Linked DNA regions of Mus musculus: region 2 is linked to region 1. The links are chromatin contacts, found by Hi-C or POLR2A ChIA-PET in ENCODE. All regions are on one chromosome and are shown on one strand. The core of a region is the stretch at or near the end of the contact, and the rest is flanking DNA. Distances in the headings are between cores, read along the strand shown.

What was found. Hi-C counts contacts between places; a loop is a spot of excess contacts on that map. ChIA-PET counts read pairs that join two places held with the same protein, here RNA polymerase II (POLR2A).
Region 2: POLR2A ChIA-PET joins it to region 1 with 21 read pairs in embryonic stem cell. The contact joins the promoter of Efs here to the promoter of Bcl2l2 in region 1. A Hi-C loop is called at or near these places in 1 of 37 maps with a recorded cell type or tissue (left cerebral cortex). POLR2A ChIA-PET finds 5 or more read pairs at or near these places in 4 of 5 experiments (Patski and embryonic stem cell).

Annotation. Positions count from the first base shown.
Region 1 is chr14:54,881,175-54,885,888 of GRCm38, reverse strand. Bcl2l2 (BCL2-like 2) reads right to left here and starts at 2,464. Exons shown (of 4, transcript NM_007537.1): 1 at 2,383-2,464; 2 at 2,005-2,092; 3 at 1,076-1,515; 4 at 1-505. The coding sequence starts at 1,507. The coding sequence ends at 356.
Region 2 is chr14:54,924,833-54,929,546 of GRCm38, reverse strand. Efs (embryonal Fyn-associated substrate) reads left to right here and starts at 2,759. Exons shown (of 6, transcript NM_010112.4): 1 at 2,759-4,109. The coding sequence starts at 4,092.

The DNA.
Region 1 (4,714 bases), core at 1,215-3,714:
CCATTCATCTAGTCGAGACACAGATCTTTGAAGTAAGCTCACCGTCCTTGGAGCTACAAGCCATGTTCCGGGTAGTTGTGTGCCCGCGATATGGGCATGATTCCTCCCACCTCCCCACCCCCACCCCCCAAGCCGTGGGATGACTCCACTCTCTGGGTTCTTGGCCTTGAAACATTCCTTAATGTTTCCAACTCATTCTCCCTGCCACCTGCCTGGCATGCTGGGCTCCCACACACACTACCTTCCCCTGCCTTTCTCTGTTCCGTGACCATCCAGTTTCTTCCAAGGGCATTCGCTATTGTTCCAGCTCTCCTGGCCCCTAGCCACACCTAGCCCCACCTGGCCCTAGACTTTCTCACTTGCTAGCAAAAAAGGCCCCTACAGTTACCAGGGCCCCCAGTGCCACGGCCCCCGTCAGCACTGTCCTCACTGATGCCCAGTTCCCCTCCCGCAGACGCCGTGCCTCCTCCAGGGCCCCGTCCCCGTATAGAGCTGTGAACTCCGCCTGTGGGAGAGAAGGGAAGTAGAGAAAGGAGAAAGGGAGATCAGGAAAGGATAGTGGAGAGACGAGGGAAGGAAGAGTTCCAGTTCCATCCACTGTGAGCACTGCCCCCATCCCCAGCTGCTCCAGCCGAAGCTCTACTGCACACAAGCCCCTCCGAACCCCGTTCCTGGCTCCTCTGCACTGTCTACGTGATGTCAGCCCCATCCCTTCCATGGCAATAAAGTTCCGTTCAGAACTGGCATCCTTTGCTAAGGCTTGCCTAGCCATGACCCATCCCTGACCGGCCTCACCACCCATACTATGTACGCAGGGGTCACAATTATTCGCTGAAGGTTCTCTGTTTATAAAACTCTATATTCAGTCTTCTGCTTGGGACCGTGAAGCCCATCCAGCTACTACTACATGGTAGCCCTGGAGTACTGTGAGCTTGATGCTCTCAGTCTGATTCCACTTAAATAAGGGAACTCAGCCCTTCCCAGCACAACCCCAGCCTCCCATCAGAGGCCCTATTTTCCCATGAAGACCAACTTTGTAGAGGGATGCGGAGAGCAGCAATTGAGAACTTCTTACCCAGCCCCCACTGCTGTGGATCCAGTCAGCCAGACGTGTCTCCAGGTAGGCCACCATCCAATCCTGCACTTGTCCCACCAAAGGCTCCATTTCTTTGTTGACACTCTCAGCACACAGGGCAGCCCCAAAGACAAAGAATGCCACAAGACGGCCCCAGTTAGGGCCCCCTTGGAAAAGTTCGTCGGAAACCTGGGTGAAGCGTTGCTGGGCTGAGCCTGGGGTCACGTGTAGCTGAGCGGCCAGGTCAGAGAAGGTGCGGCGGAAACGGGTCTCAAACTCGTCTCCAGCAGCCCGCATGGCTTGGTGCAGCGGGTCGGCGGCTGGGCCTTCCCCAGGGCCAGCTCCACAGACATAACCCTTCTGCCTCAGCTTATAGCCTACAAAGTCAGCCACTAGAGCCCGTGTGTCTGGGGTTGAGGCTGGGGTCGCCATCCGGGCGGCTGAAAGGGGCAAGGATGACAGACTGACATAAATATAAGGAAATTATTGACAGAGAGCAAGAAGGGACATTTCCTATTTGATCAAGCTCCTGAGATAGGTGAAATGCTCAGAGGCACTGGGCAGGGCCAAGAAAGAGCAACGGATTTAAGTCATGGGGAGGTTCAGAGCATAAGCAGCTGGCCACGTATAACATGTCAAATTAAGTGTGCAACAGGAAATCTTATTTTTAGACTACTTCAGATTCCTTTCATACGACAGCACCAGCTGTATGCCACCTCTATACACACACACACACACACACACACACACACACACACACACACACACACACACACCCCTTTTTGGCTATAGGAAGGGGCTTAAGACCTCCCCAGGAGCATGATGCGAAGATGTTGGCAGAGGCACAAGATAGGGAGGAGACAGGGGCTGAATAGGAAGATGGGAAAAGCCAAGGGCTGTAATGGGGCAGAAAGGAAGAGGACACTTACCCAGCCTGGATGGCAGCTCTTAGGACCCAGTGCTGGTGGCAGGGAGCCCCCAGCTGAGGCCTTTCATCCTCCCGGCTAGAGTGGAGCCCTGAAAAGGGGAGGGAGAGAGAACTAGGTGGGAAAGGCCTGGGTCTGGCCCGGAAAGAACTGGAACTGCAGCGCCTGGGACTGGGCCCCTACCTCCAAAGCTTTGCCAGCTGTGGGACCGATTCCGTGTTTAATGACTGCCCTCTTGGGAAACCCGGGACCACGGGCTTCCTGCCGACACCATCTCTATTCCCGGTACCCCCAAGAGCAGCCCAAAGGCCCAGCTCCTCCCATTCCCCCACCCTTAGCTGGTCTCCAACCCCGCCCGCCAGCCAGGTTAAGGAATCTCACGGGTCAGGCCGCAGCCGGGATCCGGAATCCGGTTGTTTCCTGGTGGAGGAGCTGGGAGGGAGGGAGGGAGGGAGGGAGAAAGGGAGGAAGGGAAGGAAGGAAGGAGGGAGGAGGGGAGGGCAGGGAGGGAGGGCCCGGCGCCGGGTGATGATGGGACACAGAGATGCGTCCAGAGAGAGGGGCGGGGCTGGGAGGCAGGGCTGGGAAGAGCCACAACTCCAGGAAGAGAGGGCCATTGAAGGGCTGTTCAGAGGCCATAGTGACCTGTGCCGGCTGCCTGCGAAGCCCGCAGTGTCCCCAGAGAAACACACCGGGCCTCAGCAGCTCAGTGCAAATTCAGCATTTCCGGAAGGTCTCTTCTGTTCACGCACTTGTTGAACTTTCCAGCTTGGATTGCGTGCCTAGGAAAAGCAGAGCAGTTCCTATTAAGCTGGGAACAACCTCTTGCCCTTGTGGGGCTAGTAGAAACACTAAACACAAAAATACTTCCCCTCAGGACCTTTAATGCAGTGGGCTCTTCCTTGGCTGGAGTTTCAGCTAGGTATCAAGGTGTCAGGCCTTGGTTTACAGTGTCCACAAGCAATCTTCATCTTTTGTAATCAGATTGATTTTCTTTTCATTTGTTACCCACCACAGGAGTTAATTCTTACTATTTAAAACAAAAATCAAACAATAAAAGGCACAAATTGATACAAGCTTACTAATCTTACACACCCTCTCTAAATACAGGTTACCAATGTTGGGTTAATACCTGTTTTACAGATTACATATATCTATAATTTACATGTGAATATCTACATTCACATATACATGGATTATATATACATTTATCCATACACATATGTTTATATAAATATGTGCTTTTATATATACACATACAATATAAATATGTTTATAAGTATAAATATATATGTTATATATAATTTATAAATGTATCAATATACATATAAATATAAAGTATATCAGTATAGTATATGTAAATATTTTTATATTTTTATATATTCCATATACATATTTATAATATACACATATATGTATATATAATATACATATATCTATTTATATGTGCATTTATGTATATATATATATGTAAAAATATGTATATATAAAAACCGAGTGTGTGTGTATTTTGAAACATGGTTTCTTCTCTGTGTAGCCCTGGCTGCCCTGGAACTCACTTCTATAGAGCAGGCTGGCCTCGATCTCACAGGGATTGGCCTGCCTCTGCCTCAGACACTATGGGATTAAAGGCCCGAGGCACCACTATCCAGCATGTGATAATATCTTTCTGTAGAGCAAGTTTCCAGGGCAAGAAGCTTTCTGACTACAGCAGATCCACAGGAGGGCACTCATCAGTGTGCTGATCCTCCCACCTCTCCCCCCACCCAGGACTCCTGAAGGTTGCCATTTCTTCAGCTCTGGAACTCCAGTTAAGGCCAGAAAGAGGCAACCCAATTATGCTTCTTTCCTTCAGTTCTTTCTTGTTACTTCCCCTTGCTTCTCCCACTAAACCTTGATGTTCCCACTTGTCTGTGTGGTCACCGGAGAAGCCACAATGATCATAGTAGCAATCCATTATGGGAATTGATTGTTTTGATTGTTCTCTCTCTCTCTCTCTCTCTCTCTCTCTCTCTCTCTCTCTCTCTCTCTCTCTCTCTCTCTCTCTCTTCCTTGTAGGTCAGTCTGACCTTGAACTCACAATCTGTCTATGCCAGCAGTCCAAATGGTATTGCAGGTGTGAGCCACAGATCTTTCTTTACATGTATAAGTTTTATTCTCACCTCATTCCTGAGACTGCTTGATCCTTATTCCTTGAAAAGGGGAAGCTGAGACTTGGAAGGATTAAACCATTTACCCAAATCCACACATCCAAGGAGAGGAGTGAGGACTTCAGTCTAAATCAGTCTGACCTGTGTTTGAACTCTTGACAATGAATGCCTCAGAATGACCTCCTTTCCCTCTGGCAGTCAGTGCTGTTGTTCCAGCTGGAATCCACAGCAGTTCTGAGTTCCTGCTCAGTCCTTTGCTCTGAACGTACAGCCTGTTCCACTTCTGTGCAGTTCTAGCGTTCTACCTGTCCCCGTGTCTCCTTTGTTCTTAAACTGATCATTCTAGATGCCACCTGCAGGACACCCCCATTTGTTTTTAGAGACAGATCTGGTTGGGGTACAGGCATCGCCCACAAACCACATGGACACTGATTTCAATCAAGCAGGGACAGTTTATTGAAAACACACCTCAGGACTGAATGATCAAACTTGGGAGCTGAGACTATGATTCTAACCTACTAAACTCTTAAGCCTGAAATCCACAAGTATGTGTGCCAAGTTAT
Region 2 (4,714 bases), core at 1,510-4,009, 43 kb before region 1:
AGCCAGGACTCAGGTTATTAAAATATTTAAATCCCCACGTACCTGCTGGTAAGCAGAAGCTGTTCTTGGCAATGGGACAACCCCATCACGCTTTTCTGAGCGACCCAGCAATGGCAAAGATGGAGACCTCTAGAATAGCACTCCCACATTCTGATTTGTAGGTGATAATGGCCCTGGATACAAATTATTTTTTAAAGATTTATTTTTATTATTTTAATTACGTGTATTGGGTGTGTGTGGGGGGGGGCTGTGTACATGGACTCAAGTGCCCACAGAGAGATCCACCTGGAGCCGGGGTTACAGGTAAGTCACCTAATGTAGATGCTGGGAACTGAACTCAGGTCCTTAGGAAGAACAACAGTATGTGCTCTTCCTAACCACTGACCCACCTCTCCAGCACACTAATTATTTTGAATGGGATTGTTAAGTACTGAACAATCAGGCCCAGGAGACTACCTTCCAGGAGAACCCAGTTTGATCTGGGAAACACATGGAGTTATCAGATGAGGAGTGAAAGGACCCAGTTATGGTATCTTTCCAAGGCTAACCCAATTTACCTTCCAAGGCTAACCCAATGTTGCCCTATATTCAAAGCTCCTGTGTTCATTCATCAAATATTTGTTCGCTCATATTTATTGAGCATCTACTGCACACCAGACACTGACATTCTAAGTGCTAGGAATGAAGAGGAAGATAAGAGAGACAGGCCTCTTCCTCCCAGGGCTTACAGTTTAGGAGACAGATGATCAACAATGAGAACGATGCCTTCTGATTATAACATAAAGCACAATGAAGAGAATGAGACCATGCTCCGACATAGGAGGAGCACAGAGCTGCTGTGGGGGTGAGAGACTGGAGAGGGTGGAAAGGCAATGCTAACGGGAAAGGCCTTTTTGGCGTGGTGATGGGAAGGGTCTGGAGGCTCTGACACATTTCAGAAGCAACAGGATAACGTGAATGGAAAACTAGGGGTGAAGAGGGGACTGGGATGCGAGGAGGAGGAGGAGGAGGAGGAGGAGGAGGGAGGAGCATGTGGGTGGGACAAGGAAGGGAAAAGATAGATGAACCCTGCTGGGAAGACTTCCTTCTTTGCTACTCTTTGAATGTGGCCAAACCATGGTGTAAGACCATAGGAGGCTGCTCTCTATACAAGGCATCACCCCCATTCAGCCAGTTTTCTCCAAGCGCTCCCTGAGGCTAGAATTCTTCCTAGTTTGAATACCTGAGTACCTGCAACCTTAAAGGAGAGGGCAGAAGTGGGGGTATATAAATGTCGGAAAGGACCGGACAGTGGTGGGGCATGCCTTTAATCCCAGCACTTGGGAGGCAGAGGCAGGTGAATTTCTGAGTTTGAGACCAACCTGGTCTACAGAGTGAGTTCCAGAAGAATAAAAAAAACCAACCAAGACTGCAGCAAAGGTTCCCATTCCTTCAGCTGAGAACATCTGGTTTTCGTGAAAGTGTTGTTAGAGGAAGAAGGGGCATTTTCCATCTGTGTTCTCCTTGCCAAAGCAACTGTTACACGGGAGGAATTAAAACTGCCGGATGGCTATGACTAGACCAAGGTATCAGAGCTAACAAGCCAGGATTCACTCCCAAGACAGAAGCTGCCCCTACCTAAAGTCATTCCTCAAGCTCTGAGGTCCCCACCCATCTCTCAAACTGCAGCCCTGCCTGGACCTTTCACATCCTTCTGCTTAGCTTCCCCGAAAATTCCTTTTCGTTCTAATGGAGCCTGAGTCTGTTGAAGGTTTCCAGCCAGGGCATGAAGTCTGCCCTCCAGCATCACTGACCAGGGCCAGCACCATTCATCCCGCGTTCATCCTGAAACTTTCACTGAGCCACCCTTAGGTGCCAACTCTCCCTCTCCCTCGGCAGAGGGTTCTAGGTAACCAGGCAGTAAACATTGTCCCCTCGGGTGGTTCTGGGAAAATGCTGTGCTTAAGCTTGTGGAACACTGTGGTGTGGTGGAGCAACAGTGGTCTCAAAGCCTCCAGTTCACAAAGGTCCTTAAGTAAGATTTTATCTGTTCTCTTGTAAAGAGGTTACGACTAAGCTCGTTGTCTGTTTGTGCTTAAAGTGCTCATTTGTTAAACGTAAACACTGGGGAAACATTACAGCTTTGCACCTCTATTTAGCAGCTTGCTTACCAGGACACACTCCCCCCACCCCGCCCCAAATTCTTTTCTTTTGAAGAAGACAGATCTCTCCCAACCCTGAGAAGCTCTGATGTATATCTCCTCGAAGTAAAGGCTAGAGAAGAGGGCGACTGAAGGGAGGCCGCAGGAAGGGGAAAGGAGGCAAGGAGCTGGGGTTTGGCTGAAACTCCCGATTCCAGCCCCTCAGAAAGAGTTTTGTCATCTTCTGCCTACGATCTCTACTCCAGCTGCTCCAGTAGCAGCGAGGGCCAAACCAAAGACAAGAAACAGGCCCGGACTGGCAAAGGAGGCTAAAAGGCGGTGCAACCGGCCAGCCTGGGATCTGGTGCCAGCCGCTAAAGCTTCTTGTTCTCTCCCAAGGGCCAGAATCTTTGTTCAGCACCAGACTCCAAGCCTGTGGCCCTCTGGACCTCCCCGGCTCACCCCCGCAGCCGGTTTGAGCCCCTGCAAAGTCAGCGTGCTCAAACCGCCGGGACCCTAGCGCGCGGCGGAAGCAGCGCGTCCCCTCCCTCGGGAAAGACAGATGTGGGGCTAATGAAAGGGAGGCAGGGAGAGGCGTGGGGCTGGCGGGGGAGAGCGGGGGCGTGTCGGGCAGAGCCGAGCTCCCCGGAGCGCGCGGACCAGACCACCCCGCGGTCTGCTGCGCGGTCCCGAGGAGGAAGGTGCGGGGGAGAGTGGCCGGGCTGGGGCGCGCAGTTTGGCCCGAGGGTCTGGAGCTGAAACTCAACACCGCCTCGGAAAGGATCGTCCCCTTTCCCTACAGCTTCCCCTTCCCCCTTCCTCCCCCTTCTCTTAATCCCCTGGCCCGAGCCCCTCGCGAGAGGAATGGGCCTGCGGGGAGGGGAGGGAGAGCTTGCCGAGGGGGAGCGGGAGCCCGGGCAAGGGAGGGAAGGGGCGCGGAGTGCAAGGGGTGATCGGGGGCCGCGCGCGACCCCGGACCTTTTCTAACCCTCAGTGTCCCCACCTCGACCCTAGGCGAGCCCACAGCACTGCTCCTCCCCTTCTCTGTTCCCTTTTGCTCGGTGCCTTTTTCTTCATTTCCCAAGACACCTGGAGCTTCCCTAAGCTTTGGGACGCGCCGAGGGCCCGGTCCAGGGTGTGTGAGCGGGGACTGGGGCCAGAGGGGTGCCTGGGGCAAAGGGTGGTGCGCGCCCTTGAGCGCTGAGACTGAGAGGTGCCTGGCGGCCACCTCCAAGACCCGGCTGTGTTGAGAAGGAGTGTGGCCGGGAGAGCTCGCCTCGGCGCGGGCCTGGGCAGACAGCCCAGCTCCACCGCCACGCGCTCTTAGGCCTTTTGGCGCCGGCCTTTGCGCTGACTTGAGCGAGTTTGGCGACACGCAGCTCAGTTGTCGCTCCTCCTCCTTCCCCGCGGGTCCCGCCGCAGTGGCCCGGCTGCCACGACCACAGACAGCCCTGGGAGCACCGCTCTGCGCCGCTGGGGGAGGGTTGGCCCCAAGAGTCGCTCGTCCAGCCCAACCACTCAGGCGGCTTCTCCCAGCCCTCGGGGCTAGCCTGAGCTGCTTGGAGAGGCGTCGAAAGCAGCCACAGCTCCTGTCTCTTAGCCTGGGAAGTGAGCTGTGAGCCCATGTGAGTCCAGGAGGCCTCTGCGACTTAAGGCGGCAGCTGTGGGGGCCTGGAGCCCCGAGAGACCCTGGGGGACAATTTAGAGCGCGCCCCTTGGATGAGGTCCCGCAGCGACGCCCAGGCCCGCCTTACTCCTCCTCCTGCTTGGCCAAGCTGCCTCCTATTTGGAAAGTTTTGTGGGTTTTCTTTCTCTTCCTCCAACTTTGGGGGGAGGCATCTATCTCCTCAAGCGCTACAGCTTGGGGTGACCTTCTGACTTGGAGGCCGGGAACCATGGTGTGGGGCAGCCATCGCTGAAGTCAGCGAAACAGAGCCTGGCCTGAAGCAGGCGACGCTGGAGGCCAGAGCCATGGCCATTGCCACGTCGGTGAGTTCACCAGGGAAAGGAGGTTTGCCAGGCAGACACCTCCAACCTGCTCTATGGCACTGTCCTGTTTATTTCTATCCACTCAGTGATCTCTCCCAGAAGCCTGTCCTCTTTTGTTCCTTTCTCCCTCCCTCTCAGTCCTCATCCCCTGTGCCTTCTGGTTCTGGGTTGGCCCCTCCTCCTCTCTCCCTATTCTCTTTCTTTATAGTGGTTGTGGATAGTTGGGGGATGAGGGGGGAGGGCGGAGTGTAACCCCATCCTATCTGCTCTTGCTGGGTGGAAACAGATGCCTATTGGGGGTTGGCAGGGGCTTGTAATTGGGAGGTAAGTAAAAGGAGTTTTCTGACAAAGACCAGGAAGCCCAAGGAAAATGGAAGGCCAAGGAAGCCCAACTCTAAAGGATTGGGGGGAAAATGGAGAAACAGGCAGGTGACCAGGCTGGGGAAAATAACATAGAGTAGGGGCGATGATGTCAGCCCGCCTCGGGCCACTTTCTAGTGACTAGGAACAAAAGACAGGGACAGTTGGCTTGTTGGAATTGCGGGAGGAGGCCTCCCAGAAAGCGCAGTGGCACCCTGCCACCCAAATAAGTCAGCCATTGCCTC